Regions from separate parts of the Homo sapiens genome. Here region 1 is linked to region 2. Evidence: chromatin loops called from intact Hi-C (ENCODE). Cell type or tissue: heart right ventricle. All regions are shown on one strand. Each heading gives the region's core, and the rest is flanking DNA. Links, peaks and the distances in the headings are about the cores only.

The links. Hi-C counts contacts between places; a loop is a spot of excess contacts. Peaks named below come from ENCODE experiments on the same cell type or tissue, not always from the same donor. Only the 100,000 strongest peaks of a DNase experiment are listed, where the experiment ranks them.
Region 1: a loop joins it to region 2, with 2.5 times the contacts of the local background. A loop is called at or near these places in 19 of 110 quality-filtered maps.

The regions. Positions count from the first base shown.
Region 1 is chr3:167,675,873-167,691,761 of GRCh38, reverse strand. PDCD10 (programmed cell death 10) reads left to right here. Exons shown (of 9, transcript NM_007217.4): 7 at 4,069-4,147; 8 at 4,446-4,528; 9 at 7,373-8,464. The coding sequence ends at 7,454. Among named protein-coding and RNA genes, the nearest start is that of WDR49, 30 kb to the right of the region's middle. RefSeq lists a silencer at 86-225. In heart right ventricle, for the core only: a CTCF peak has its summit at 7,191 (motif pointing right); no DNase peak of the experiment used is centred there.
Region 2 is chr3:167,874,393-167,890,281 of GRCh38, reverse strand. It overlaps the pseudogene MEMO1P3. Among named protein-coding and RNA genes, the nearest start is that of SERPINI1, 150 kb to the right of the region's middle. In heart right ventricle, for the core only: CTCF peaks have their summits at 7,782 and 7,988 (motif pointing right); no DNase peak of the experiment used is centred there; H3K27ac peaks cover 2,203 bases.

The DNA.
Region 1 (15,889 bases), core at 3,297-11,296, 200 kb after region 2:
TGTAATCTGGAGATTGAAAAATAGAGTTTCTGCCATTTGAAAGAAATGTGAAAAAGGATATTTTAACATAGAATGCCAGTACGTGAGAGAGATAACAGTATTGTGGTTGAAACTGGCATAGAAATGTAGGCCCAGAGCTCTCATCCTGTCACTTTGACATCCTCTTTCCCCCTACAGAGTCCCTGAGACATCTCTGCTAAACCGTCTGTGACTCTAGGGAGCTGCGGTTTGAAAACCACATTATTAGCAGCACATTTTAGTCATAAGGAAATTGAGCTTAAGAGTCTTGTCTATAGTCATTGACAGAGGCTTTCTTTAGGGTGTTGTTTTCTTTATGAGGGAGTAATAATACTTCAGTTCTGTTTTCTAGAGTGTACTAATTTAGCACAATTGAATTAAGAGTAATGGTGGCAATGAAAATTTACTTCCTAACCATTTGAGGAGGGATAATTTGCCCTGGCAAGTTTGTTGATATGTATGTTATTTCTGAGACTAAAATTCAACCACATATGAATAGCATAGATAGGCTAAAGTATAATTATTTGTATCACTGTCATATATTGGTACATTTTCATGTATGTTCTTACCATTATTAATTGACAAATTAGTGGATAAAATTGCACTAAAATAGAAAATGATTTCTTCTTCAGGCGTTTCTCCAATATTTTACTTTCTTATATCTAAGGTAGTTATCCCCTTTATTCATTTTAGCAACATTTTTCAATAAGCATATGTCATATACATATTACACCAAGTACTATAGGTGATGCTATAGATTGTATCAAAGTACAAGTAAAAAAGAATCCTGACAGCTAATAAATATTCAGGCAATTTTGAATATATTAGCAGACCTAGATTTGAATCTGTGTTCCAACATTTAGCTATGTAACCTTGGATATAAGTTGCTTAACTTCTGTCATTTTAGTTTGTGCCTCTGAAAATGAGGGTAATGACTTGTGAGAATTGAAAGAAATGATGTACATGAAGTGCCTAGCACAGAACCTAGCATACATTCAACAGTACATGCTATAATAACATTGTGAAATGAGGATTTTCCTCCCTTTTCTCAATGGAGTTGATAAGGAAAAATGATCCAGCAAATATTTCAAAAGGCCTTTTGATCAATGAATGTGTGTGCCTGAGTACATTTGAGCTATGCAAATATGTTATAAAATTAATTTGTATTTTTTTTGAAGTCCAATACATCTCAACTAATGGAAAACTAGTGGAGACTCGTGATTTAACAGACCAAAATAAAAAAGCCAGGCATTTATTTACTGTTTGTAATCTGCATTTGCATATTCTTAGGCTAAAATTCAGCAAGGTTTATTTGTTTTAAGTTAGGAGTTTTCATGAAGGGTTCAGAATAGATTTTTTCAGAGTTTTCCAGTCTAAACCAAACTCAACATAAAGCACAGGGATTCCCTTTCATTAGTGCATTTGCATAAATGCGTATCATGCAAATTTGGGTGGCATGATTAGAAACTCTACTTTTCTATTGCAGTTTTTTGATAAGATGTATGTTTACGTTTCATCTGAAGCCTTTGCCTTTCAGTGTAATGTTTCGCAAAGCTGCGCTATTAGGTTGGTGCAAATTGCTAAGTTCCTTCTCCTTCTACTCATACTATCTGCCTCTTATCACAGAATTCATCTGCACCAAGCCGCATTCATTAGTTATGCGATATTTATTTTACCCTCAAGTTTTTTCTCAGTTCTTTATCTGGTTAATTGTCTATAGTGGTTTTTTTGTCCTGGTATTTTCTCTCGTAGGAAACAAACTCTCTGGTAGTTACTAATATAATTTAGCTTCTCTATGTGCACACCTTGGTGCCATAAATGAAAATACTTTTCTGTGTACATATGGATAACATAATATTTGACATACATTGCTGCAGATTGTTTCTAGAGAACATTTTTTCTACAATTTGGTAGGCATTTAACAGTCTTTTGCCTCGTGTCCAAACAGAGGCTTAGGAATAAATGGCCTTGGTTGACAGAGAGCTCTGTTCCAATAAGGCATTAAACCTTAGCTCCAAGTTTTCAAACCTGACTCATCAGCAGTCACCTGAGGAGTTGCGCCTCCCCCCACCCCCTTTTAAAATAGAGATTTCCAGTATTTATCAGCAGGTCTTTCTTTTTTTGTCCAGCAAAACCCTCCCTTCTTCTCCCCTGTGTTTTTGTCTCCCTAGGTGCATGAGGCAACATGTTTCAGACCCACTCTTTTGACTTGTAGAATCTAGCCACTGTTATTGTATATGAAACATACGCTCATTTTGATGACTAGCCCCGGAAACACATTTTATTCCTCTTTAGCAGAATATTGAAATACACTACAAAGTAAGACTATATAAACTTCTGTCTGATCACTATGTAATTTGCTCCATTATATTCCATTTTAAATAACTCCATTGTGGATTTGGAGAAGCTTGCATATTTAGAGATTTGACATGTTTTATTTGTTGAAATTGTAATTTTTCTCACAGAATAGTCCTATGACAGCATTTTATTAAACAATAGTGGGTTTATGTCCATCACACCAATATACAAAGATTCAACTTAAGCCATAAATGAAAGGAATAGTTATCTAATTAAAAACTGCTGTTACTAAACCAGAGGCAAAAAAAAATTAGATAACATTTATGTAAGACTTACTGTCCTACTTGAATATGTAATGTTTCAATGTTTCAGCCCAATACCAGTGTTTGACCTGAGAGAGGTAATAAGTAAAATATTATTGAAATAATCAATGAAAATGGAATTACTACTTCAGAGTACTCTAAAATACTTTTTTAAAAAATATCAAAATTCTGTATGCTTTTAATTCTTAAAATTTCTACAAGCTTATTTACTGAAAAATATGCTGGGAAACACCCACATGCACACAGAAACCTGGACACTGAGGTTTTTTTCCCCTTGAAATAGGAATGTTGAAATGTTTTAGATAGGAAATAACTGAAATCTGGCATTTGTAATTAGTATTAGTAATAAAATGTTATGTTTAGGATGGTGCAGATTTCCATCTTATTCATTTCTTCACAGTTGCATTGCATTTGAAGTTTTTGTTGTGACTAACAGCTAAGAGAATGACTGTGAAAAAGAAGGTTTGTCGCAGAGAATGTGAGACTATTTGAGAATGCAGAATTACATCAAGTTCAATTTGGCGGAAAAAAATTGCTATGAGGTTAAAATGTGGAAATCAAAAGGGGCTAGTTAGAAAGGCAAAAAAAAGTTCAGAAAAAATGGTGCATGGATAGGAAGAACAGTCAACTCAAATGAGAATTATTCATTTCTTCTTTTTTTTCTTTAGAAAGGGGAGGGAGGTGATGATGCATATATAGTCAAAGGATGATTGCTGGGAAGGTTAAAGTGCAAGAATATTGTGATGTTGTCTCCTCTAGTAATTTAAATATTTTCCAAAGGGAATAGTGACTGATAGTAAGTGTTTGAAAGAGGAGGATATTTGGCTGCTAGATAGAAGCTAAAAGTGTCTGTAAAAGAGTAAGGGAGGAAGAATATTTCCTCAGGGGAGAGGAATATTTTCTGAGGAGGAAATATTTTATGTTAAACATCAAAACTAATAGGTATCTAGCATACAGCATTGTTAAATACAGAATTGAGTTATATGTAATGCAGAATATTATAAAATTGTTCCTTGTTCAAATAACAAAAGTAGAGAACATGGTAGCTTGAATTTAGCTACATTAGCCAGAGCAAAGAAAAATTTTAAAATGGGAAAAGACAGGCATAGGTAATGTTTATCTTTTTATAAATTTGAGTAAGGAACGCTTAATGAAATGTGATTGATTTGAGAAAGTTGGTCTTGGTTGGCAACCTTTGGTCAGCAGTGCAAGAGAATCAGGATTACAGAGGGGTATAGGCTAAAATCCCCACTCCAACCAGCTAGCCGAAAAGGCTGGCTGTTCTTGAAGTGATTGCGCTTAACATAATTAAGAGTGTACTGTGATTAGATTAAGAGTGTACTTAATTTCTTTCAAATGTAGCTGATGTTCTTTTCTCTCACAAATTTCTTTCAAATGTAGCTGATATTCTTTATTCTTTTCCCAACAGGGATATAGCTAGTGCAATAAAAGAACTTCTTGATACAGTGAATAATGTCTTCAAGAAATATCAATACCAGAACCGCAGGGTACGTTTAGTAGAAGCCTTGCTAGTTGACACCCTAGATGTTGGTTTATGCCTAGTTGTTTTATTGACTTAAAAATAAGATTGATTGTTGGAAATAGTTTTGTGTCATTAACCATTGAGTTTATTCTTGAATTTAAATATGCCTTTTTATTTAAAAGTGAGTACTCCACAATTGCTTATTAGTAATATTCATATAAAGTGCATCCCATATCCTGTGTAATCTCTTGTCCTTGCCTTTGGCTTTTGTGATTATTTCTCTTATTTAGTACTTTATTTCTTATTATATTTTGTGACTGTAGGCACTTGAACACCAAAAGAAAGAATTTGTAAAGTACTCCAAAAGTTTCAGTGATACTCTGAAAACGTATTTTAAAGATGGCAAGTAAGTACTGTAATTTATCCTTTACTTTTAAAATTAAATAGATTATGTGGTTTTATATGATATGAAAACCACATAAATTAAGCCCTTTTATTTTATTATTAGTACTCCAGGCAACTGATAATGAAGGCAGACCATTAACAATAGAAAATGAATGGTTGCTAATCTAGCCATAACTCCTTTCTAGAACAGGAGTTATCAGACGCTTTCTGAAAAGAGCCAGGTAGTAAATATGTTAGATTTGGTGGGCCTGTTGCCGTTATCCACCCATCTCTGCTGTTGTAGTACAGAAACAAGCCATAGACAATGTACAAACAAGGGGGTGTGACTGTGTTTTAATAAAACTTTATACAAAATTCAAATTTCAGTATCTTGAAATAATTTTTACCTGTCATATAATATTCTTCTTTTGTTTTTTAACCATTTAAAAATGTAAAAGCAATTTTAGTTCATTGGCCTACTTTATACACTCCTGAAACAGTGGTTCTCAAACTTTAGTGGCATCAGAGTCATCTGGAGGACTTGTTACAGTCAAATTGCAAATTGCTCGAGGGTCCCACTTCTAGAATTTCTGATTTCGTAGGTCTAGGATGGAGCCTAAGAATTTGCATTTCTTAGAAATTTTCAGGTGATACATTACAGGTCTATTGAGAACTACTGCACTAAAGTTAAAGCAATAGTTGTCAATCCTTTCTGTGCATTAGAGTCACTTGAGGACAGTTTTTAAAAAATTCCCACTGCCTAGGCCCCACCTGCAGAGATTCTGATTCAGTTGGCTGGGAGTGGAGTCAGGGTTTAGATATTTTGTAAAAGTGCCCCAGATGTTTTTAAAGTGCTGTAAGGGTTTTGACCCACTCTCCTGGAAAGAGGCTTTCACAGCATCATTCTATAAAATAGGAAATATACTAAAATGTAAATTGGACATTATTTTTTAATTTATATATAATTGGTTGTGATGCACTATAGAAAACCAAGAGATTTTATATATTTTAACATACATACATGCATACGTATAATGTATAAACTGATGGAAAGTCTGGCCGTATAGGTAGTTATTTGCACTTCAAGTCAAATGTGAGAATTTTTTGAACAAGATTATTTTTTAACAGTGCTTAAAGTCAGAAAAGTAAATAGAGACCTCAATCATTCCATCCTGCTATTCAGGTTTTAAGATCTCTATATTCATGTCACATCATTACAGTATTATTGTAGTAATATTTAAAAATGATAAAAATACATTAGATAGAATTATGTTAATTTTCAGAGTCATTTTTAACAGTTCAAACAGGTTGAAGTATTTACATTTATATTATGAATTAGAGATATCGAGCTAAATTTTATTACTTGTTTTGTGGTGGTGTTCCATACACAGGTTTGTCTAAGGGAAATGCTCCTTGATGACTTAGTTTAATAAGCTGGCATTTGTGTTTTGAAAATAAACTTTTATTTGATTTATGCTAAGCTCAAATAACCAAAAACACATTAAAATAATAATTTACATGATGGGATTATTATTTCTGATTTTAAATTACTATTATGGAATAAGCACAATGAAAGGTAGACATTAATTTAGAGACTAATTTTCATTAATTAATTGAAATTATTTACTCTGCATATGGATTCAGTGTCGTTGCTACTACTTTCTCTCCATTCAGCAGCTTTTTAAAATTCCAGTTCTTTGTGTATCAATAATGTGCTTGAGTTTTATACCTGTTTCCTCAAAACAGAAAATTATTGATAGAACCTGATCTTTAGGCCATCTTTCAGTAGGGGGATGGATTTGCATTGATTCAGCTATTTCTTCCTGGCCCTTCTCTTTTTTTTTTTTTTTTTTTTTTTTGGAGACAGAGTCTTGCTATGTTGCCCAGGCTGGATCTGGGCTCACTGCGACCTCCAGCTCCTGGGTTCAAGCAATTCTCCTGCCTCAGCCTCCCGAGCTGGGATTATAGACACATGCCACCATGCCCGGCTAATTTTTGTATTTTTAGTAGAGACAAGGTTTCACCATGTTGGCCAGGCTGGTCTCACACTCCAAGAGACCTCATGATCCGCCCACCTTGGCCTCCCAAAGTGCTGGGATTACAGGTGCGAGCCACCAGGTCCAGTCCCTGGGCCTTCTCTTTTGAGAAATGTCTAGGATGCGGGTGCATGCTAGATATGATACTAGGAAACTGTTGAGGCCACACAGTGGGACTAGGGCATCATCTCTGAATCCCAGCTGCATGAAGATGAGCCATTAGGAGAATGTGGTGGGGCTCAAAGCCAGTTTTAAAGAATATATTTTTATATGTTGTCAGCTCCCAGATTTTGAAACTGCATGATTATTTTGTTTTAAAAGTATGTTTATAGTAAAAGTAGTTTGTAGTAGTTTGTAGCTTAGAATTTCTACCTTTTTTTAAGGAGATAAAGAGATTGGGATGAATCAGATTGGAAGTAATTAGATTTTTCTTGAGTATTATGCCCATTAATTACAAATTTTGAGATTATGATACTTTGCTGGATTTTACTTGTTAACTTCTATGAAACCACAGCTGGAGACCACATCTGAATCCTCCTTTTGGCCAGTTAACTTGTTCCACCTATAAATGAACTGGGTTGTTGAGGCACTATCATTAGCAGTCCTCCAACATTTTATTACCAGTCAGAACCACCAGGGGGCAGTAATTACTAGATAGTTTAAAATGATGCAAGACTATTATATCCTAAATTGGAATAAAAGTTTTAATAATACTAACTTGTCTTTTTTTTTTTTCTAAAATTGATTCCATTGCTACTGTTAATAGTATAAATCTTAAAAGGGTGAATTTTTTGGATGAAATTAATGCTTATTCTTTTCTTTTTAAACAGGGCAATAAATGTGTTCGTAAGTGCCAACCGACTAATTCATCAAACCAACTTAATACTTCAGACCTTCAAAACTGTGGCCTGAAAGTTGTATATGTTAAGAGATGTACTTCTCAGTGGCAGTATTGAACTGCCTTTATCTGTAAATTTTAAAGTTTGACTGTATAAATTATCAGTCCCTCCTGAAGGGATCTAATCCAGGATGTTGAATGGGATTATTGCCATCTTACACCATATTTTTGTAAAATGTAGCTTAATCATAATCTCACACTGAAGATTTTGCATCACTTTTGCTATTATCATTCTTTTAAGAATTATAAGCCAAAAGAATTTACGCCTTAATGTGTCATTATATAACATTCCTTAAAAGAATTGTAAATATTGGTGTTTGTTTCTGACATTTTAACTTGAAAGCGATATGCTGCAAGATAATGTATTTAACAATATTTGGTGGCAAATATTCAATAAATAGTTTACATCTGTTAAACATTTCTTTACTTGAAAAAATGCATATATATATGTGTGTATATATATATATATATATATATATATGAACAGAAGACCAAGACAACTTGGTGTAATGTCTAAAAAACTTCTAATGGGAGCTTATCAGCAGTTTATCAAATAATAAAGCAAGAATTTCTATTTTTGTCCTTAATCACTTTGGACACAGAGTAGTCAATGGAAATATTTTTGTTAATTACTTATAAGGTACTGAGTATTTTTATATGATTTCCAACCTGTTTTAAACGACTTATGAGTAAGAGATAGCATTTTCTAGTGTTTTTGCACTATAATGCCACTTTTTGAACTCTTGTGACAAATGTAGATTTGACTCTTAAAAATTAAGCCTTTCGTATACTGGGCCCTCATAAGCTTTGCACAATTTTTTCCCAAAAAATAGCCACAATTAATAGTAATTTGAAGCTATATCAACGGTTGGATTGAAATTGTCATGAGTGTTAATATTATATACACTCTTCAACTAGGTACAGTTTTATTTCACCATAGAGAAGTTTTAAGGAAATTATGTATCAAGTGTTCATGTTAAGTGGTTTCATTTTTCAATTATAAAATAAAGGGAAAAAATCAGAATTTGCTTATCTTTTATAAAGATTTTAGACGTTAAACTAAGTTTCTGTTGACAGTATATTTTTTTGCTGTTATGCAACTCAAGTTATTTTATTTTTTCTCCATTTTAAAAAACAGATTTTTAAAGAATTATCATTGGCACCATAAAAGTAGAACATCCTGTTAAATGTAAATGAAAATATGTTGAAAGGAGCAAAAAAAAATAGGCAATTAGATGAAAATTGGATGAAATCTCTTAATTAATGAACATTTTACTGACCTGATTTTTTTTTTTCTTCAAAGATATGTAGCCAGTAAGACAAATAGAATGCTGATCTTTATTTATTTTTGGCATAAACTATCATTCACTCTTGGAGGTAGATGGGTGATCATTTGCCGAATAGACTTGTGGATATATGAAGAAAAAAGACACTGTTTTATTTGCAGCAGACTTTTTAAACATCATTTCTAACATTATCTAACATCATCACTCCTTCTGCTGTCTTTACCCTCCTTTAAAAGAACTCAAGTTACCAGACATGCCTCAAATCACCTGTTTTTATAAGCCTTCCATATTATTCTACTATCCATTATCTCTGGCTTCTGTTTTCATGAAATATTCCTCCACAAAGGAGGCTTATTCTTAGAGTACTTTAGTTTCTTATGTGATCCTTCCAACAGGGCTGAGTTTGTGTTAAAAGAAGGCCAGAGTGGCCCCAGTTAGATTCATTTCCAGAGAACAGAAAAGTGGCTTCAGAGGAAAGGAAGAGGAGGAAAACAAATTTGTTGAGCACCTTCTCTGTGTCAAGCACTAGTTACGTTTACATAATTCTCTTAACAGTCCTATGATTTAGCTATCTTACAATTGAGGAAACTGACAGAGCTTAGGGTACACAGCTGGTAACTGCTAGGGCCTCAGTTTAAATTTGTGTCCAGATTCCATGTTCTTTCCACTGAACTGTACTCCCTCTATTACTGAAAATACGTCTTGTTTGGGATATTAGTTCCCAAACACCAATTTGAGAAACCTCTCCCTGGTCCACAGGAAAATGAGAGAAATTAGAGCAATGTGATTGTTTTTTCATAAATCTAACTGTACTCATTTTAAAGGATCATGGAGATTATTGCTGTTTTAGATGTTTAAAATACTGTCTTTCCACACTTGTAAAAAATGTAGAGTCAGTTTTTTTAAAATGACTTTTAAAAGCCTAATCAGGCAAAACAGGTTGAGAACTTGTTATTGAGCTGTCTTAATTGATTTAAACGTTTTATATGGAAATAATTTCAAATTTACAGAAAATTTGCAAGCATAAGAATAGTGCAAAGAACATCTGTATGTCCTTTAAAATTCAACTATTATTCAGATTTTACCCTCTTCATTTTATTGTTTGCTTTTTCATTTGTCCTTCCTTAAGTCTCCTTTACTGTGGATCATTTCCATGGCCACCTTGGTCGTTTATAGCATTGAATCGGATTTAAGGTATGCATTCTTGGCGAGAACACTCTGTTGATGGTACTATGTCATCATGGTATGATATTGGGGGCACACAATGTCTGTCTTATTGGTGATGCTAATTTTGATCACCTGATCAAGGTAGTGTTCAGTTTCTCCAATGTATAGTTACTGTGTTTTACATTGCGATTAATAAGCAACCTGTGGGAGACTCTCTTAAGTCCATGCTAACAACATTTTCATCCAGGATTTAGCATGCATTGATGATTCTTGATTATTCAGTCTTCAACTTCAGCATTCTTTCCACATGTACCAGTTGGCAATTAATATTTTATTGTAAGCAGGAGCCCTCCTTTCTCCCCTGATCCATCCATTCATTCATCCATCTATATCCATCTCATTTTTACATCTGTTATTGTTATAAACTCATGCTTTTTAATGTTTTTTTTAAAATTAATTTTACCATACTTACTTTGATGCTCAAGTTGCCTTAGATTTGGTCAGTAGAAACTATTGAGCTGGCTCCCATGTCCTTGTGATATCCTCTGTCGTTTGTTTGAAGCACTTCATAGGTTATATAAAAGATATTCCAGGATTTAGAGTCAGCAATTTCTCCATAGAACCCTAGGGAATATTAGATACCTAGATCTGGATGCTGGGTATACTCATTGCTACTGGATGTCTGTTTCTAGGCTATTCAGCAGACAGAACTAGAAAAGTCAAGTATGTACAGTTGGCCCTCTGTATCCATGGGTTGTGCATATGTGGATTCCACATCCCTGGATTCAACCAACTGGGGATCGAAAATATTCAACACAATAAAAGATAATACAATGATAATTTTAAAAATATGGTATAACAGCTGTTACATATCATTTACATTGTATCAGGTATAAGTAATCTAGAGGTGATTTAAAGTATATGGGAGAATGTGTATAGGTTATATTCACATACTGTGCCATTTTGTTTAAGGGCCATGAGCATCCTCAGATTTGAGCATCCTCAGGTTTTGGTATCCTCCGGGGTCCTAGAACCAATCCCCCATAGATATCAAGGCATGACTCTACATTAACACTCAAGATATGCATGTCAGGTAGCATTTAGATGTGTTTATATACATGTTATGTTTGATTTCAGAAATGAGTTTATACCAGTGCCTCCAATTTCAGTCTATTATCACAGGATTCTTTCTTACCTTCGCTATTCCATATTTCTATGTCACTCCTTCCTCAAAAGTCCTGGATTCCCCCAAAAATCAATCAATTTGTTCACTCTATTCTATAATGTATCTGAAATAATTTTAGAATTGCTTTTGCCTATATCACTGTAAAAACAAGATTTATTTGCAGTTATCTACCTATATCTTGCTCAAGATTAAGGATAATGGCTACATTGTGCATTTATAAATTATTTGTATTATTTTTTTCTCCTTCACTGTGATTATGTTATTTGAAAGACAATTGAGTTCATTTTCTCAATTTGCCTTCAGGTTTAAACTCTTTCTCCCAAACTCCTCCCATTCTTGTTGATCTAATTTTATTTTAAAAATTTATGGAGCTATAACACGCTTCTGGAAGTTAGAACCTTACCAAAACATATAACTTTCTCTCATATCTCTCATATCTGTTCTGCCCCATTCCCATCTGTTGTAGGTATCCAACTTCACTGGTTTTGGTTTTTGAGGCTTCTTCTTTATGGAGGAAAACAGTAAATGTATGTTTTCTTTCCATTCTTTCTTATACAAAAGGTAGCCTACCTGAAGGGAGACCAGCCATCTTAGTTTGCCTGGTACTGAGAGGTTTCTTGGGACACAGAATTTTTAGTGCTAAAACTGGGACAATCAGGCAAACTGAGATGGCAGGTCACCTTACATACACATTCTTTGTTAAAACAGTTTTGTTGATGCATAATTTGCATACCATGAAATTCACATATATGTTCCTTTAAACATTATTGAGGTATAATTTAATGCCATAAAATTTACTCATTTTAAGTCTGTGCTATTCAGTGACATTTGATAAATTTACAGAGTTGTATAACTTGACCACGGTCTTACTAAATATTTGCATCATTACCATAAAATATACTCAGTTACAGTTAATCCTTGTTTCCTCTTCCAGCTCCAGGGAACCACTATCTACTTTCAGTCCCTATAGATTTTTCTTATCTGGACATTTCATATAAACAGAAGCATCTAATATCTTTTGAATCTGGCTTGTTTTGCATAACATGTTGTTTTTGAGGTTCATCCGTGTCATAGCATATATAGGCATTTCCGTCATTATTATTATTGCTGAATAGTATTTTATTATATACCATATTTTATCCATTTACGTGTTGATGGACCTTTGGACTACTTCCTTTTTCTTTTTTGCAGTGATGCATAATGCTGCTATGAACATAAACGTGCAAGTCTCTGAAAGTGGCTTTTCATTTTGGGGTAGATACCTAGGAGTGGAGTTGCTGGGTTGTGTGGTAAATTTATATTTATTTAAGAAATGGCCAAACTGTTTTCTAAATGGCTGTATCATTTTACATCCCCATCAACAATATATTAGGGTTTCCTGTTTCTCCACATCCTATTTGTTAATGGCTTTTAAAAATTATAGACATTCTTGTAAATGTGAAGTAGTGTCTCATTGTAGTTTTAGTTTGCATTTTCCTAATAACAATGATGTTTAACTTTTTTGTGTGTGCTTATTAGCTGTTTCACATGCCCTTATACATATTCCATTTTTTACTTACTGTTTCCATAAATCACTGCATGTAAATTCAGAGCTCTCTCTCTGTCTCACTTTCTCTTTTGTTGTATTCCATGGCATGTAGGTGCCATAGTTTTTTCTGATCAATCTGCTATCTATGGGCATTTAAGTAGTTTTTAATATTTTACCAAAATACAAAATGCTACAATGAATCGTCTTACATATGTATTTATGTTTAAGGTATTTCTTCAGACTACAGTCCTTGAATACTAAGTCAAAGTATATATGCATGTGTAGTTTGTTGGATATTGCCTTTCCATAAAGGTTGTGGCATTTCAGATTCTACCAGCAATGCGTGAGACTGTTTTCCCACAACTTCACTAACAGTGACATACTGTAAAGCTTTTGAAGTTCTGCCAATCTGATAGGTGGGAAGTAATATCTCATTATTGCTTTAATTTGCATATTATGAATGAAGTTAAACATCTTCAAGGACTATTTTTCTATTTTTTGTGATTGTGCCTTTGTTTATGGTGTTACTTTGCCATGCAAAGTTTTTATTTATTTTTTGGTAGTCAAATTGATTAACTCTCCTGTGAAACCATCTGAGTTTGGTGGTTTTTGGGAATTAATTTCTTGATAACATTATTTCTTATATTTAAATTGATTTCTTTTAAGTTTTTTGGCTTAAAGGGGTCAGTTTGCTAAACTGTATATTTTTAAGAAATTATCCATTTCCTTTTAGTTTTCAAATGTATTTCCACTGAAGTAATCTTTTAAAAAAATTCCCTATATCAATAGTTATTTCTCCCTTGTTATTTTTTATTCTATCTGCACTTTCTCCCTTTTTTCAAAAAATTAAACTAGCAAGTCATTTGTTTTATTGTTTTGGTTTTTTTCAGGACTTTTCTCATTAATTTGATGTACTGTTTTTCTATTTTCTATCTCAATTTCTGTTCTAATATTTTCTTCTTTGGACTTTTTTGTATTTTACTTTGTTGTTCTGGTTCTTTCAAGTTAAGAATTTAGTTCTTATTTATACAGGTATTTAGGCTATGATTTTTTTCTGATTACTGCTTAGAATGTATCTCGTAGATATATTTATTACCATTATTTTTCAGAAATTATGTAATTTTTGTTTGTATTTCCTGTTTTGTCCAAGAGCTAAGTTTAACAGAATATCTTTAATTTACAAGTAGAAGGGCCTTTTTGGTTTCATTTTTAATTTCTATTTTTATTGCACTGCGATCACCGGTATTGTTTGTAATAATTTAGCCTTATAGTTCCTGCTGGTATTTTCTTTGTGCCCTAATATATGTTCAAAACTTTTAAATATACATGTGAATGTATGTATATTTAAGATTGTATATCTCTATTATTAGGATATAGTATTCGGTATGTATTCAAACATCTACCTTATTGATTGTTATTTAGTTCTTATATATCTTTACTTTGTTTTTTGTTTGGTTGACCAGTCTTCTTGTACTGTATGTTAAAGTCTCCTTTTAGTAGTATGTTTGTCTTTGTTCTTTTTGCATCTGTTGTAGTTTCTGTTTTATGTAAGTGTTGCCGTATTGTGGTAGAGATACCTGTTACATCCTAAATGTGAAATGTGGATTTTAATACCATAAAAGTGTCCTTCTTTGTTTTATTTAATGACTTTTGAAATTTGTCTTTTGACCTTGAGTTAAACCCATTCACATTTATTGATAATGTCTGTCATGTTTGGGCTTAATTCTGTTATTTTTTAAAATAATTTTTGTGTGTACTACGCCATAGTTACTGTGTCTTTCAAGATTTGGTGTGTTTCTGCATTTTTACAACATTTTGTTAGGAAGATTTACATTTTTGTTCCAGTGGTTGCTTTGTATTAATATTTTATAGTCTTTTAAATGCTTTTTTTTTTTACTTTTACTGTCAGTTATGTTGTCTTTAAAACATATCCTTTAACTCTCACCTGTTACCTAAATGATAGTCAATGTTCTCATTCATACTTTTCTCTTTTTCTCTCCCTTTTCTTTACTTTTTAAATTGCATTTTTCTACTTCATCAGAACATCGAATGTTATATATTACTATTTTACCTGTGTTCCCCTTATTATTTCAGTCCAAACTTTTCAATTAAATATATGCAGTGCTCACTGTCAGTCCTTTTGCCAGAGTTTTCTTAGTCATGTATTGGTTAGATGAAGTTCATCTTTTAGCAGATTCCTCAGGAAAGGCACATCTATACAGTATTCTTTGAGTTCTTTTGTGTTCAACATGATTTTCCTATAGTCTTGATACTGAAAGAATACTGTGGTTGTTTATAATATCCTTGGTTCACGTTTTCTTTCCTTAAGTTTCTTGAAAACATGGCTCTACTGTTGCCTGCTTTGTATGTTATTTTGGTAAGTCTGCTGTCAAGTCTAATTCTCTTGTTTTAAAATTGTTTCATCTTTTTGCCTAGAAGCAATTAAGATTTTTTCTTTAATTTCAGAGTCTAATAGTTAGGATATGTATCACTGTGGATTAATCCAGGCCAGTTTTCCCTCTACTTGATGGACATTTTCTGTGTGTAAATAGAGGTGGCCTACTTCTTTCTTCTTTCTTTCGTCTTCTGTCTTCTTTCTTTTTTGTTCTTCTCATTTCTTCTTCTCTTCCTCTTCCTCCTCCTCCTCCTTCTTTCTCTTCTTTTTACTCCTCCTCCTCCTCTTTTTTTTTTTTTTTTTTGGTTTGTTTTTGAGACAGGGTCTTTATTGCCCAGGCTGCAGTGCAGTGGCACAAACATGGCCCACTGCAGCCTTGACCTCCCAGACTCAAGCAATCTTCCTGCCTCAGTCCTCCAAGTAGCTGGGACTACAGGTGCATGCCCCCATGCCTGGCTAATTTTTGTATTTGTTGTAGAGACAGGGTTTTGCCGTGTTGCCCAGGGTGATCTTGAATTCCTGAGCTCAAGCGATCTGCCTACCTCAGCCTCCCAGGTGCTGAGATTACAGGCATGAGCCACTGCACCTGGCCCAAGGTCTTTTATTTCTGGAAAGTTTTCTTAAATTATAGTTTAAAATATTAGTTTTACTCTATTGTTTTTGTCTTCCTGGGTCATCAATTAAATATATGTTGGACCCTCTTTGCCTGTCATCCATTTCAATCACTTTATCTCTGGCCATTTTTACTCCTTGCCTACCTCATTTTTGTGATCATAGTTCATGGTTGTTTTTCTGCTTTTCTTCAAGACTCTATTACTTTATCCAAATATCTTCTTAGAGCACCTTGTAGTTTAATTTTTATTTTTGTTATATATGTTTTTCTATTT
Region 2 (15,889 bases), core at 3,664-11,663:
TACCATCAACTTAATATGCATTTTCTGAGTAACTACAAGGTACCAGACATCGTATTGGGTCTTGAGAACAGAGTGGAGAACACACAGAAGCAACCTCTATCTTCCTGGCACTATGTACAGATCAGGCATCTAATGCTAACTTACATCAAATTCACAACTAATTGATTAAAGCTGTTATGTCTATTATGATGTAGGTATACCGGGTGTTTATTTAAGAGCTTATTGTAGGAAAAGGGCCTAATCTAATTTAGATGTTTAAGAAATGACTTCTCCAAACAAATGACTAGTTAATTCATTTTCTTCTACTCTTTCTTCACATTGGTCATTACCTACTACCAAGTAACTGACAGCCATAGTAGATTCCCTGTCTATATTGTTCACCACTTGGTATCTCTCGTGTCAAACACAGAGTCTGGTATATCATAAGAATGAATGAAGTATTAGTTAAATAAGTGCGTAAAAGTACAACTATCTAAAGTCATCCTGCTGACATGGAAGATGGAAACAGTTCACAGCTGAGAAATGATTCTTTTTTTTTCTTTTTTTGAGATGGAGTTTCACTCTTGTTGCCCAGGCTGGAGTGCAATGGCACGATCTCGGCTCACGGCAACCTCTGCCTCCCAAGTTCAAGCGATTCTCCTGCCTCAGCCTCCCGAGTAGCTGGGATTACAGGCATGTGTCACCACGCCTGGCTAATTTTGTATTTTTTAATAGAGACGGGGTTTCTCCATGTTGGTTAGGCTGGTCTCGGTCTCCCAACCTCAGGTGATCTGCCCGCCTTGGCCTCCCAAAGTGCTGGGATTACAGGCATGAGCCACTGCACCTGGCAGGAGAAATGATTCTTAAGCTGGAGAACACTTCACAGAGTTAACTATTGGGAAATGTTTGTGTGTTTATGTATGAATTGTTTATGGAAAACATTTCAAGAGGTTTCTTTCAGTGGAAATTTATTTCAGTTCCCTCTTGACCTGGCAGCTTCAGAAGAAGAAGTGAGATTTTCCTGTAACAGTATGAAGAATAACTGGTTGGGAAACAAGACACAAACTGAGAAAAATTCCATGGTATGTTCGTAACATAGATGTATGGATCCTGCCTTATATTCCAATCTTCGGGGAGAAAATAATCAAGGAAAAAGCTTTTATTTTCTTCTTGGAAGATTAAATTGGAGATAAAGTTTTTCCCTTTTTTCCCCCAGGGTATGAATAGTTATGTTCTTGGTCTAACAGAGTTTTGAGTACCTGGCCCAAGGCCTGGCACATAATAGCCATTCAGTGGTAGAGTGAAACCAATGAAGCAGAAATGCTTGGGGAGATTGACTTTTCTAATCAGAGGAGAAGAAGATCTTACCTCCAAGGGTAAACAGGCAGGCTAAGGGCTTTAGCAGCACTCATTAAAAAGCAGGCTAAGGAAGGACTACACCTACTAGAAAAAAAAAAGAAATTTCTATTAGTTTGAGGTTTCAAATCCCCCCAAACCAAGACCAGTATCATGGTAAAGGCTAGGTTGGGGCCCTGGACAGAGTATGAGAATGTGCAGGTGGCATCCCTGAGGATTCAGAGCTTCAGTGGACCATGAGTGTTCCAGCTGCATAACTCACTGAATTGTCTTGCCAGTTTCTACACTGGCTTGACTGGGCATAATTCAAAAAGGAAAAGCTCATATTCATTCCATTCTTCTGGAGCTCTGTGATAGCATTTAATAACACCCGAATGGGAAGTCTTCCACATATAGTTACGATATTTCTTCATGTAATTGGTAAAAGATACAGGGTCTAATTGTTCTGTAACACTCATACCCATTTTATCTAGATGTTCAGTGGATCTATAAATCTCCCCCTGGTATTCATCATAGTAACTATAGCAAAACCTTCAGGTCATTAAAAAATGCCTTATAGTTTAGGCAGTAGAAGGAAGGCTGGCATCAAAATATTTTGATCAAAAAAGATGACAATGTAAAGGTTCAGTTGCAGCAGACAGTTTTTGGAAAGTAACTGGTAAAGCATTTACCATATCCTGAATTTGCACTCTGCAAACTTGTGCACATATATTCCACTTTCAGAATAGTTTTGCAAATTGTACACAAACAAACAAAAAAGGTGGAAGATTTTTAATAAAGAAATTGCATTTATAGATGATCTGTATTAGAATATAATAGATTTCCAGTTATAGTCAATTACTACCCGTGTTGTACAACAGATGCCTTCTATTTTAGTTGCTAATAAAGGGCTACACAACTCAGAAAAAAAAAAGCAGGCTAAGAGAAATTAAAACTTAAACTGGAAGAAATTGTTAGGTAATCATAAATTGTTATTAAGTAAATATTGTTACTAGGTAATTGATACCAGGTTATAACAACTGATGGAAAGTATGAGGTGGACCAAGTGCTTATCATTTTACATTTTTAAAATATCCTTTCTTTATATGAAATTTTCTAACATAAATAATTATATATACATATATTTGCATGTGCATGTTTATATATGTATGTATAAAATATAGTCACAGATTTTTCAAGATTTAACTCAATTAACTTATTACAAATTCACTGTAGAAAAGCAGTAGTTTCCAATTTGAGTATTTTATAACTATGCAAAATTTTAGAAAATCAATTGACATCAAATTTACAGTTTCTTATTTTCCAAATAAGGTCACTAAAACAATAGAAATATTATATATTTCATCATCCACTTCTAAAATGAAAAGATATATTAGTTAATCCAAATACAAAAAAACCCACTGTTAAAATAAAGGCTAATCGTTTAAAGTAGCACAATGTCTCATCATGAAACTCGACTATGTTTTCTTTGTGTTCCTTGTTTTCCCTTGGTTTTGCCAATGCTAACTTGTGGACCAGCCTTTGGGGCTTTGGGAGTCACAGCTCTGGAGTCCATTCTAGAAAAGAAACAGGCTGCTGAAGTAGCAACATTCTATTTATTTAGCAGATTTATCATCCTTGAAACCCACAGAGGGCAAAAAGGCACATCATACTAATGTAACTCATGTGTTGTGGTATGACAACATCATGTGTACACAAAGGATTTATGTGAGATAGGAAAAACAGTTTTCTTGCTTTCAGATAAGTAATGGCATAAATTAACAACAGGTCTACTGTGAAGACTTAAAATGTGAATACAGAATGGTTTTGTTAAAAGGTGCTGGAGAATAAACTAAAGGATTTTTAGGGTTGCCCAAATCTGATGTTACAGCACTGCTGATTCTTGGAATCTTAAAATTTTTCTTATACAGATATAATCTTGTTGAGCTTAACACAAGCTAATTGATACTTTCTAAAGATTTTGCTATCTACAGCGGAAATGGCAACTAGCCAAATGCCAACAAAACTCACTTTTTAAATTTTTTATTTGCAAAAAATATGATGCAATATTTGCTAAGGGTTTCATTTTGTTTTGCCAAAGGCTGTTTAAATCTCTGATGCTTCCCAGCCTTCTTTACAGGAAGGGAGCTTAATAAATGTTCAACATGTAGTGAAGCTGCTCTCTATTCTATACTTCTCTGTTGTTTTGTTTTGTTTTGTTTTTTCTTTTGTTTTTTGAGACAGACTCTCTCTCTGTCGCCAGGCTGGAGTGCAGTGGCACGATCTTGGCTCACTGCAACCTCCACCTCTTGGGTTCAAGCGATTCTCCTGCCTCAGTCTCCTGAGTAGCTGGTACTACAGGCACGTGCCACCATGCCCAGCTAATTTTTTTTGTATTTTTAGTAGAGACAAGGTTTCACCATGTTGGCCAGGCTGGTCTCAATCTGTTGACCTTGTGATCTGCCTGCCTCAGCCTCCCAAAGTGCTGGGATTACAGACGTGAGCCACCACACCCGGCCTACTTTAGACTTCTTTTATTGCACTCTAGTTTGAATCTCCAAATTCTAGTCAATAATACTGATGTTCGCCTATATCATATCAACCTTCAAAAAACATTTATTCCTAGAAACTCATCACGTTTTTGTTACTTTCCTTTTTGAAGTCAGTTAACCTGTCATTACCAGAAAAATCACTGCTAAGTGCTTATTGATAATCCCTAACAATGAGACTCCATTTGTGACTTTATTGTGTTGGATGTTCTTCAGATTACCCACCTGCTTTATATTTTAATGTGAGCTATCTGGGCTGATAGAAACCAATCTAAAGGCGAACAAGTAATTTCACTGAATCTGAAATCATTTTAATTACCTGAAACTAACTGGCAGCTCTGAGAGAAATGAATAAAAAAGATTATTATGATAAATACTAAACAAAACCCCAAAATTGTATTTTAAATAATTTTTTATTATTTTCTTCAGCGAATTACAAGGTTCGCTGTTCACTCTATTTCCATTGGCAAAATTTGATAACATAAATAAGATAAAGGAGGCCAAAATACCGAACGGTCATTGCTCATTAAATTACAAGATAAATCAATTTTTATAAAGAGTTTTCATCTCAGTCTAAATAAAACTATGTTCAGGTTGATTAAAAATTCCATCACCATTCACAGGCCTTTTAGCATTTTAGCTTCTACTGTGTGTGCTAGGCACTGTGCTAAGTGGTAGAAATACAATAGTGAACAGGTCAGATTTATTCAAGGAAGAAATATGGTGAAGGTGAAAGAAAGAGTAGGAAATTATTAATTAGCATGAAAAGTGTTACAATAAAAGTAACTAGAATGGTATGGAATCCCTTAGAAGGCACACTTGATCAGCTGAGGTAGAAGAGAATCAGAGAAGGCTTTCAAGAAGAACTGTTATCCAGTCTGACACCTGGAGGTTAAGTAGGAGTGAGAGAGGCAAAGAAAGGGAAACAGGAGAAAGGACGATACAGGCAAAAGGCAAAGGCTGGAGGTGAGAGAGAGCATTGCAGTTTGAGTACCTTTGGTAGTTTAGGGTGGCTAGGGCTTAGAATGAAAAAGAGAGTAACAGAGATGAGGCTGAAGACACAAGCAGAAATCTTTGAAGATTTTATATGTAGGGTGACAATATAAGTTATCATCTGAACCAAGACCCTTTTGAGAGTTAAGGGGGTGCTAGCAGAAGATCCTGGAGCTAAAATCGTAAACTTAATTGTCTCAGGCAAATCGAGATACATGCCACTTTATGAATAAGTTTAACTTGATTTTTATATAAATGAGAACTATTAGGGGGTTTTAATAATGAGAATGAATGATGTGATCAAAGTTGTGCTTTACCAAGATCACCTGACTGCATTGCAGAAAATGGATTGAAGGGAGGAGAACTTGAGGCTGGAGGCAACTTAGGAGAGTCTTGCAAAAGTCTGATAATTATACCAAGAGGATACAGCACAGGGGAATTTGAGAGACTCTTTAGAAGTTATTACTGGCATAACTAATTGGACATGGAGAACTAAGGGGGAGGAAAAATCAAAGATGTCATTTCAGATTTCTGACATTGACAACCAGGAAAATGGTAGTACCATGCACTGCGATGGGGCAGGAAAACATTTGCTTTAGAACATGTTGGGCTTGAGGACCCTCAAGAACAGCCAGATAGAACTATCAGGCAAAAGTGCTGTATTATGTGTTTGGAACCCAGAAGAGAGAGAGAGAGAAATTAGGGACAGATGTTTTAGCGGTTTCAAAAGATTTTTGAAAATTGAAACCATGGGACTGGATCAGATTGCTTGCAGAAAATGTGAAGAGTAAGGAAAGAAGAGAGGTCAGGACCAAATTGTGAGGAATACTAACCTTTAACGGATAAAGAGGAGACTAAAAAGAGAGCCATAAACAAGACTGTGAATGACTTGAGAGATAGAAACAAACCAAGTAGGATGCCTCAGATACCAGAGGAAGGGTGTTACAGGAAAGCATCAAAAGCTGCAGGAGGCATTAATATGAGGTGACTGCCTCTAGTGATCTTGTAAGAGCAAATGTAATGACATTAATGCAGAAGCCAGAATGCAATTTCCAAAACATGTGTGTCTTGTCTCATTCTGTTTCCCCTTTCTGTAACTCTTTTGACACTTTAACATTTTACTTCACTCAGTCCTTTTGGTCCTTCAAGGTAATTAGACCACATTGCTCCCTTATTGTTTTGTGCTTATCTTCATTGTATCCCCGTATTGTAGGTTTGTTGAAATAATAATTTGTTAGTTTTCCCAATAGGCAGTGGGCCTCAGAAGACAAAAAATATTCATGATTATATCCCCAAGTCTTAGCATAGGACTTGCCATAGATGTGAGCTATTTAGTAAATGTTTATTGAATTAATCCAAAAGGAGGCAACTATTCCTGAAGGTCTATAATTCAATGTGAAGTGGTAGTTCAGAAAGAAATCGCTCTAACATAAAAAAACAAGTAAAAACAAATTTTATTATAACTACACCCATTTAACTATATCTACCAACTAACTCTTCTACATTTAGTTCTTGTATTTGCTTTCCAGCTCTTTGAGTTTATTTGTAATAAGAGAGCTATTTCATTAAATCTGTATATTCAGAATTATAAGTGAAAAAGGCTCGCAATTTCAAATTTACTCACTATTTATTTCCTGGGTATCTGTTAGTACAGGGTAAGTTTTGTTGAGATGTAATATTGTTTTATTGCACTTAAAGAGATCTACTAAATGCTTATCTTTCAAAAGTTGTAATAATTAGATTTTTTCAATTTTCATGCATCATAGACAAAAGTATGATGTCATATTTATCAAAAAAGGCAATGAAATGTCATTGAGATATTTATAGGGCAATCAGTTACCTGTCAACAAAGTATAATTCAAATCTCATTTTGACTTTTGTCTGTGAAACTATTATGACTAAATAGAGAATTAAATATATTTTGTCTATGTGCTTTTTTGTAAGTTAAATCAAAGGTAGAAGGAAAAGAGCAAGAAGAAAAAAGTCTTACAATTTAAGTCCGAATCCTATTCACCTCCAATAAAAGTAATTTTTCAACCACATTAGAAGAATAAAAAGATGTATTTTTAAAAATTTAAATACAAGGATATTAGCAAAAGTCATCTAACTTTAAAATAATAATTTAGATGCCAATCACATGGATGTAAACTAATAAAGTAAATAAACAAATTACTGAGAAGTGGAGATTCTTCCATCCAATCCTCTTTCCTCCTTTCTTCTTTCCTTCCACAGGATTTACTGTATGAAGAAGTGAAATAAAATAGCTGAGTTAGTTTTGGGCAATGTTTCCACTCTTCCGGGAAGAATGAAGTACATATGCAAGTATGAACTACAAAATATTTATTGTGTAATTCACATAAGTTATATGTACCTTAAGGACAGTTTTTTTTGCTGATTTTTTGCACGAGGGAGCCCCACATTCTCATCCTGTGCCCGGCCCCACAAACTATGACCTACAGGAAGAGTATGGTGTCCTGAAAGTGAAGAAAGTGCTTTCCAGATGGGGGAAAAGGTCTGTCAACTGTGTCAAATGCTGGTGAGACTTGAGAGAGATGAAGACTCAAAATTTATCATTGTTTTTGGCATGGAGACTATCTAATTAAGCTAATTCTATCAGCTTAGATGGTAAAGTATATGTGCATAATAGTTTAACTCTCATAAAAATAAGGGAGGAGGTATTATACATTCACTTTTACCTGTGACATTTTCATTTAAAGATACCGGTTTTATTTATTCTAACTATATCTGATGTACAAATAAATTAACTTTTGTTTAATGACAAAATAGAATCACCCTAGAACTGAAATAATTTAATAACTATAATTATACTTTGTTTATGTATTCTGTTGTGGCAGGTAAACATACTATTTTATTTTTCTTTCTCTTTTTCTTCTTTTCTTTCTGTTTTTATTTTTCTCCTTTACTTTGAAGATGCCTACACTAAAAGGATTGAATTATTAGATCAAATCTGGCACTAAAAATAATAGTTCATCAAAGAAAATCTATATTTTCCTACTTTGTTTGCAACATGAAGAGAGAGAGATGAAGTACAATGATTTGCCCACCTCCATGTTATTATTTACATAAAAATAAAAATTTCTAGTTTAATCATATAGTAGCTCAAGTCAGCCACTAGATGGCAGATGTTACCATATTCAAGAAACCCTTTCCTTACAGAAAACTGTTTATAAGCTCGTTTAGAATAACAAGTTGAGGAGAAAAAAAAATTTGATTGATTCATCCTCTCCATCCTTCCTGCTCTTGAAGAATTCATTTTGGGGCCTGATTTCTATGACAGTTTTCCTTGCTTAGAGATGGAAGGATTAAACCTTTCCCCTATATATAAGATGGATGATTCTGAAAGTAATTCTGGAGTCTTACCAACTCCATAAAATATAAAGTAGAATCACAAAACTGGATAATAAATTGCATTTAAATGACTATGAAGATGAATGGCAATGTTGCACTGGAACGTTTTCAACCAAGACCAAATGGATAACCCCACTGATGCTTCTTATATCTTACAAGGAAGGAAATGACATACAGATCAAAAAGCAAAACTAGGTATTTACTTCTGTGTTGTACTAGTTACATTACATTTTAAAAATGTTGACATATTGTTTGTTCATTTGATCACAATGTTGGTTACTTATTCCTTCCTTATATGGCAATATGTAAGCAACATCAGCTTGTAAAATGGGAATCTTTTTAAGCTTATAAATACCCTAAAGCATAAAAAACATTGATCTTTCTCCTTTTTTTTAGAGACAGGGTCTCACTCTGTCACCCAGGCTGCAATGCAGTGGCAAAAGCACAACTCACTGCAGGCTCCAACTCTTGAGTTCAAGCAATCTTCCCTCCTCAGCCTACCAACTATCTGGGATTACAAACATGCTGATCTTTCCTAATAATAATTAAGGGCATTCTTGCTGTTTGATAATTTTGTGAATTTTTTTATTAAAGTAGCTGTTGATATCTTGCAATATTTCATACCCGATAACTTTTTGTGGGGGAAGATGGGTAAAAATTAAAAGAATGGGAATTGATTAGCATGAAGAAATTTTGGAACTTAAAGAATCAGGGTCAGAAAATAAACCAAATTTCCTCCCCGAACTCTCCATCACTCCTGAGACACATGCCACGACAGGCTCTCTCCTTGGTTTTCCTTTCATCTCTCTACCTGCTCCTTCTCAGTCTGTTCCTTGAGGTCCTCTTCTGCCTGTTTCTTAAATTCTTTTGCTCTCAGCTCTTTTGCTTCTCACACTTTACTATTGCTGTATGCACTCTTGAAGGATAATTTAATTCTTTCATCTACAGTGAATACACTGGTCTCTCTTCAAATCCTAGGAGTTCATATGGCTATAGCTGGGCTCTGGCATTAGACTGCCTGGGTTTGAATGCTAGTTCCACCATTTAATCATAGGTGATCTTGATAAATTACTTAACTTCATTGTCTTAGTTTACTGTCCTGTAATTTGAGAATGTTAATAGTCCTGCTATCTTGTTAGGTTAGACTAAAGCAATTTTCATAATGCATTTACCACAGTATCTGGCAAAAAGTGAAAACCTAATACATGATTCCATGTAGGGCTCTTTCTTAGAAAATAGAGCCAGGCCTACTGGATGTCTCCACTCAGATGTCTTATAAAAACCTGAAGATGATATATCCAAATCTTTTGAATCAATACCTTACTTACCTATCCCCAAATCAGTTCTCTTTCCTAAATTCCCTGTTCAAGTTAGTGGCAACAATAGTAGGTAATTTTGTCTCTCTAATCTCTCATATTTATTTAGTCCCTACATCCTGTTGACTCTACCTGGTAAGTATCACCTAGGCTTATCTTCTTCAGTTAATTCCTATTCCTTAAGATTGTTTAAATCCATTCATTAAATGAGTGAATGTATTGTCAACTGTAATGGGATCTGTAGACATGCTAGTGAAAAAGGCAGTGAGGCCCTGTTCTCCCTGGATTTATAGACTACTGAAAAGAAGGCTGACATAAAACAGAGAAATTACAAATAACTCTTACCTTAATTTGTCTCCTCAGCAATTCCTCACCTAGATTGTTAACATTATTTTTCATTCTCTCTTCTTTCTACCATATCTGTCAAAAATTGCCAGAATTTTCTCCTTAAAACCAAATCTAAATCTTAAAATACTATCCAAAATACTCAACAGCCCAGTTTTAAAATTATAGACATGATCAAATCATATCCATTTAAGTTATTAAGTTATTCAAAGATAGCCTAGTATTAGGAAATCCATTATTATAAGTCATTAAATTACCAAGCTAAAGAGAAAAATTATTTGATTATCTTCATTAATGCAGTGGATGCATTAGACAAAATGTAACACCCATTCATGTTAAAAATAATCAGTAAATTTTCTTAGCATATTAAAATATATTTACATCATCCCAAAAGCTTTGGAAACTTTAATGTTTAATATTTAACATTATAATATTTATTCTTGAAAGGCAGGAACAAAGCAAAGATACCTACTATATCCACAACATTTAGCATATTGCAGACACTAACTGTATTAGTATACAAGGGCTGCCATAACAAAATACCTTAAACTGGGTGCTTAAACAATCGAATTTATTTTCTCACATTTCAGGATACTGGAAGATCAAGGTGCCAGCAGGGTGGGTGCCTGGCAAAGGCTCTCCCCTTGGGTTGCAGGTGGCTATCATCTCACTGTGTGTTCCCATGACCTCATCTTTGTGTGCATGAGGGGAGAGAGGGGTGTGTGTGTGTGTGTGTGTGTGTGTGTGTGTTGTGTGTGTGTTTGTTGGGGGAGTGAAGGGGGATGCTAGATAGTATATTTCTCTGGTGTCTCCTCTCATAAAGACACTAATTTTATTGGATTTGGGCTCAACTCTTGTGGCTTCATTTAATCTTAATTGCTTCCTTACTCCAAATAGAGCAACACTGAGGGTTAGGGCTTTAATATATAAATTTTGGAAGGAAACAAACATTCAGTGTTTTTGTACGTTGATACATTAACCAATGTAATCATCAAGCATGAAAAAGCAACTAATGGGCATCAGTTTGGGAAACAGAGGTAAAACTATTTATTTAGAGGACATGTGATTATATATCTGGAAAGCTCAAAAGAATCCATGGGGAAATATAACAAACAATAAGAGAATTCGATAAAATAATGTTATAAAATGGCACGTAAAAATCAATAGCATATATAAGTATATATGTATACATATATATAAACAAAAACAGTGAGAATATATAAATGAATAATAGATCTCATTTGTGATAGAAAATAGAGAAAAAAGAAGAAAGCACCTTGGCATCAACTTAATCAGAAGTGTCTAATATTTATAAGAGCAAAACTATAATGTGCTTTTGAAAGAACTAGTCACAAATAAATGAAAAGAAATACCATCATCTGGGAGAGAGAGAAGGAAATATCATAAAGACGTTAGTTCCTCTTACTTACTTAATACATTAAATTTGATCTTAGTTCAATGTCTCCAGGCTTTTTTCTAGAGTTAAACAAATTGATTATAAAGTTCATTAGGAATTTAAAAACAAGTAAGAATAACCAGATAAACTCTAAAAAAGAAAAGCAATGTTCAGGACAACAGCTGGAAGGAAAAACTATATCAGATTTCTTTAGAAAGTACTATTAAAAACTTTATTATTTAAACAGTTTGATATTAGCACATGAATAGGCAGACAAACTAATGAAAAGGTAGAAAGTTCAGAAACAAGATACAATCACATGTGACCATTTAGTATGCTTTATAGGTAGCATCTCAAATTGCTGGGTAGAAGATGGACAGTTAAATAAACATTGCTGAGATAACTGGATAGCCATATGGAGAAAGATAAAATTGGATCCATTTCTTACACCATAATCCAGGATAAATTCCCAATGGATCAGATATTTAAATCAAGGCTTTAAAAAGGAACTGTACATGTATTTTTAAAAAGCAGTTATGAATTCTTCTATATTCTGAAAATGGGGAAACATTGCTTAATATGACTCAAAATCTAGAAGACACAAGAGAAATAACATATATTTTGTTATATAATTTTTAAAATTTTTCACTGTAAAAATATAACATAAGCAAAGAAATAAATACAAATCATAGCATGGGAACAAATATCTTGCAAACTATACCAGAAAAGTTAGTAATACTAATACCCAATACAAAGATATTCATAAAACATAAAAAGTTTTAAAGATTGAGAAGAAAAATGCCAGGAATTCTATAGTAGAATGGACTGGTCTGCAGAAAATTGATGATAATAAAAAAAAGGATTTTTTTTTTTTTGAGATGGAGTCTTGCTCTGTCACCCAAGCTGGAGGGCAGTGGTGCAGTCTCGGCTCACTGCAACCTCTGCCTCCTCCTGGGTTCAAGCAATTCTCCTGCCTCAGCCTCCTGAGTAGCTGGGATTACAGGCATTTGCTACTATGCCCAGCTAATTTTTTTTTTTTTTGTAGTTTTAGTAGAGACAGGGTTTCCCCATGTTGGCCAGGCTGGTTTCGAACTCCTGACCTCAAATGATCCACCGACCTCGGCCTCCCAAAGTGTTAGGATTACAGGTGTGAGCCACCGTGCCTGGCCAATTGTTGTTAACCATATGAAAAGTTGCCCAACTTCACCCATGAAGGGATAGTTATTGACTCAGGGTGATGGTTACATGGATGTTCATTACCTACTTGCATACGCACATCTGATTGTGTCACTCATCTAGTTGTGAGCTGCAGATGGCTTCTCAAAACCTGTAAGATAAAATTCTAACAACTTAGCACAGCATTTAAGAATTTTTAGTCAGTATTCTGCCAAGCTGGTTAGCCTAATCCCTCACTGTTACCCAACTCCACATTATGCTGTGATCACATCAAAAGTTCTGTTATTCCACAAATTTGTCGTGTATTTTTTTCATACCATGCCTTTGCACCATGCTATTTCCTCTGTCCATGATGTCCTCTCCTTTCTTTTCTGCTTGGGAAAATCCTGTGAGTCTTTGACTCGAATGTCCAACTTTCATGTGAAGCATTTTGCTTGCTCCTTTGAGTTTCCACAACACTTTATTCAGGCTTTGATTAAAGCACTTCTTACGCAGTTGTGTAGCAATCGGCTTTTATGTATGCCTCCACCATGGAGAGAGGTATTTTTCTTGCCCCAATCTCCCTAGCCAATTTCCAGTGCCAAGCAAGCTGCCTGGCCACAAAGAGACATATAATAAATTTGTTGAATACAATAATTTTTATGCAGTTGCCAAAGAGACGTCAGCATTTCCTATACAAATCTTCTTTCAGGAAGATGTCAAGGGGAATGGAGGCTGGAAAGCGGATTCTTACAGATTATGTTTACTTGACAGCCTGAGTTTTGGCTGTTAGTCAGGACTCTTTTGGTTACAGGACAAAAATTCAACTTGAATCAGCTCTGAAATTGGCAATTTATTTGCTTCTAAAACCACACCTTGGAAATGGATTTGGTTTCAGAAGCAGTAATTTTTCTCTCTCTCTCATTCTGACACACACACACACACACACACACACACACACACAAGCACACCTCTGCTTATTGCTGATTGCTGCCTTCATCATCTTAAGCCTATGATCTCCACAAGGCAACAACTGGCAACAGATAACTCTAGGGTCATATGCTTGCAGCATTTGCAACTAATAAGGAACAGAGCTACTTCCTGTCAGCTGTGGTTTAAAAAATTCCATCAAACTACTCCAACTGCCCTGAGTCATGCAAGTATCGCTAGGCTATTTTCCATGGCAAATAAGGTGGAGTATAGGATTGACCTCAGTCTGGTACCATGCCTGTTCTGGGAATGGGATAAAGTGATTGGCAGCTTCCATCAGAACTATATTTTGGAGTGCAAGAGGAGCAGCTTCCGAAGAGAATAAAGACTTCTTCTTGCCTACAGAGGGATAATTCTCCACTATAGATATGAAGAAATGGACAAGATGAAAATGTTGGAAGAAATATTATGTAATTTTTATGATTAAACCTTTCATATTCCTGATATATAAATATTGTAATTCAAACACATTTTAAAAGTTTATCAATCAAAATAAAAAACTGCTCAGGAATCTCATTTGTACTCTTTCATCTTTTGTTTTCTTTCCTCTAATTATTCTTTAAATAAGGATCTACCTAAAGAGTACAATTCTCTAACATGAGCTTTCTAAATTTCATAAATTTTATTCTTCGTCTCTTATATTTATTCTTTTACTGTGCCTATTTCTGCTAAAATCAAAGAATATTCAAAAAGAAAAGAAAAAACTGAAGAGAAAAAGTTTTTCTTATCTATGAATGAGTTACTGCTCAAGGATATTTTGAGAGTGGAAAAAAATGGAGCAAGCATGTCCATGTTCGGTCTTAACCGAATTTTCTAAGGGTACTTGTGAAGTTGTTAAAGGTCTATATCCAGAAACTTGGGCTAGCTGGCAAGTATCACCACCCCACTCTGGGAACAATGTGACTGCAGGTAGAAAGGGTGATTGTAAGGTGTTACCATGCTGGCTTGGTAGCCCCAACAAGCAGCTTTTTCTTGGACTAATATGATCTGCGTACATTTGAGTGCCCATTATGTGCAAAGAATTGTCCTACAAACTGTGGATGGATAAGAGAAATTCCTGATGAGATTAACCCTACATAGAAAGAGAAATATGAAAAACTGTGGGGTAGGATTTTAAAATAACAACTGTTCTTTTGCAAATTAAATACTTTAATGTAAAGACACATTTTACTTAGCCTGTCTGTATTTTCTGCGTTTTTTTTTTACAATAAACATATTTCAAGGTTCATAAAATATAATGAAATAAATAAGTTATTCTAAAATATTAAAGGATACACCTCCTCTGGCATCAAATAAGTTCAAATCCCATTTCTGCCAGTCACCAGTTGTGTGAACTTGGGCAAGTTGTTTAATCTACCCAATAACACTGTGAATATTACAGAAGATAAAATGTAATAAAGTGGTTGATACTGTGCCTGGAATGTAGAAGTTGGATGAAATAGATTATGTTCATCGTTCTTCTTATTAATGTGAAAGACAATCTTAGTTGAAGTCTAGAAAAAAATAAAATCTAGAAACAGGTGGTAACTGACCCAGTTTATTCTTTCCCAATATTTGCTCAAGTATGAATTCTCTAGGCTCTGTCAGCTTTATACTCAACTCACTCAGAAAGCACCTCAGAGTTCACTGTCAGGGGGTGTCCAGGGCTTGGGTTGCTGTTGCCTCATGTTTTATTTCTAGTAGCAGGAGCTGGCTAAAACTTCAGCCCTGTTTCTAATTAGAGCTTTAGAACTAAGTGACATTTGCCATCATGTGAGTCCAACCTTGGGATTACTGTGGTCAGTATGTTTCCCTCTAATTCAATCTCAAGGAGGGAATAAAATGGTAGTTTTTCTTTTACTCCTTGTTTTGGCAACTTTATTTTTCAATTAAAGGTTATTCAAGGTGAAAGTGGTGAATAGTGACAGCTTCTTGTTTGCCTCTCCTTTGTTCTTCCCTCCCACACACCTAATTCTGGATGGGCTTTTGGCAGTTTCTTCCACACAGTGGGGAAGTCAACTGCTGACTCTTCCCAATGTTTACTGACTGCTAAACCAGGCTTTCTTTTGAGAGGAACCTCTTTATTTCTTTCTCATGACCAAAATCTATTTATACAAACAAAATACATCTATTTTTATCCAACTTAAATGTTCTCAGCCAGTTTAGTCAAACTCTTTTGACCTAAGTTTGTTTTTCCCAGGCTCACTATTTGAATAGTTTTAGAGACAGAAGTTATATCCTTGCATATAGCAATGCAGTTGTAGTGGGGCGGGGTGGGGGGAAAACACACAGCACAATTCTCACTAATGGAGCTGTTGGAAAACAGAATTGATGGCTCTCTAAATATGGAAGCTACTACTACTTGTTCTTAATACAGTTCTACAACCGGTTCATTTAATAAGGACTTATTGTGTGCCATACAGGGCACATGAATAATTTATGTATTCCTCTTAACAACCCTATGAGTTGTTATTATTTTCCAT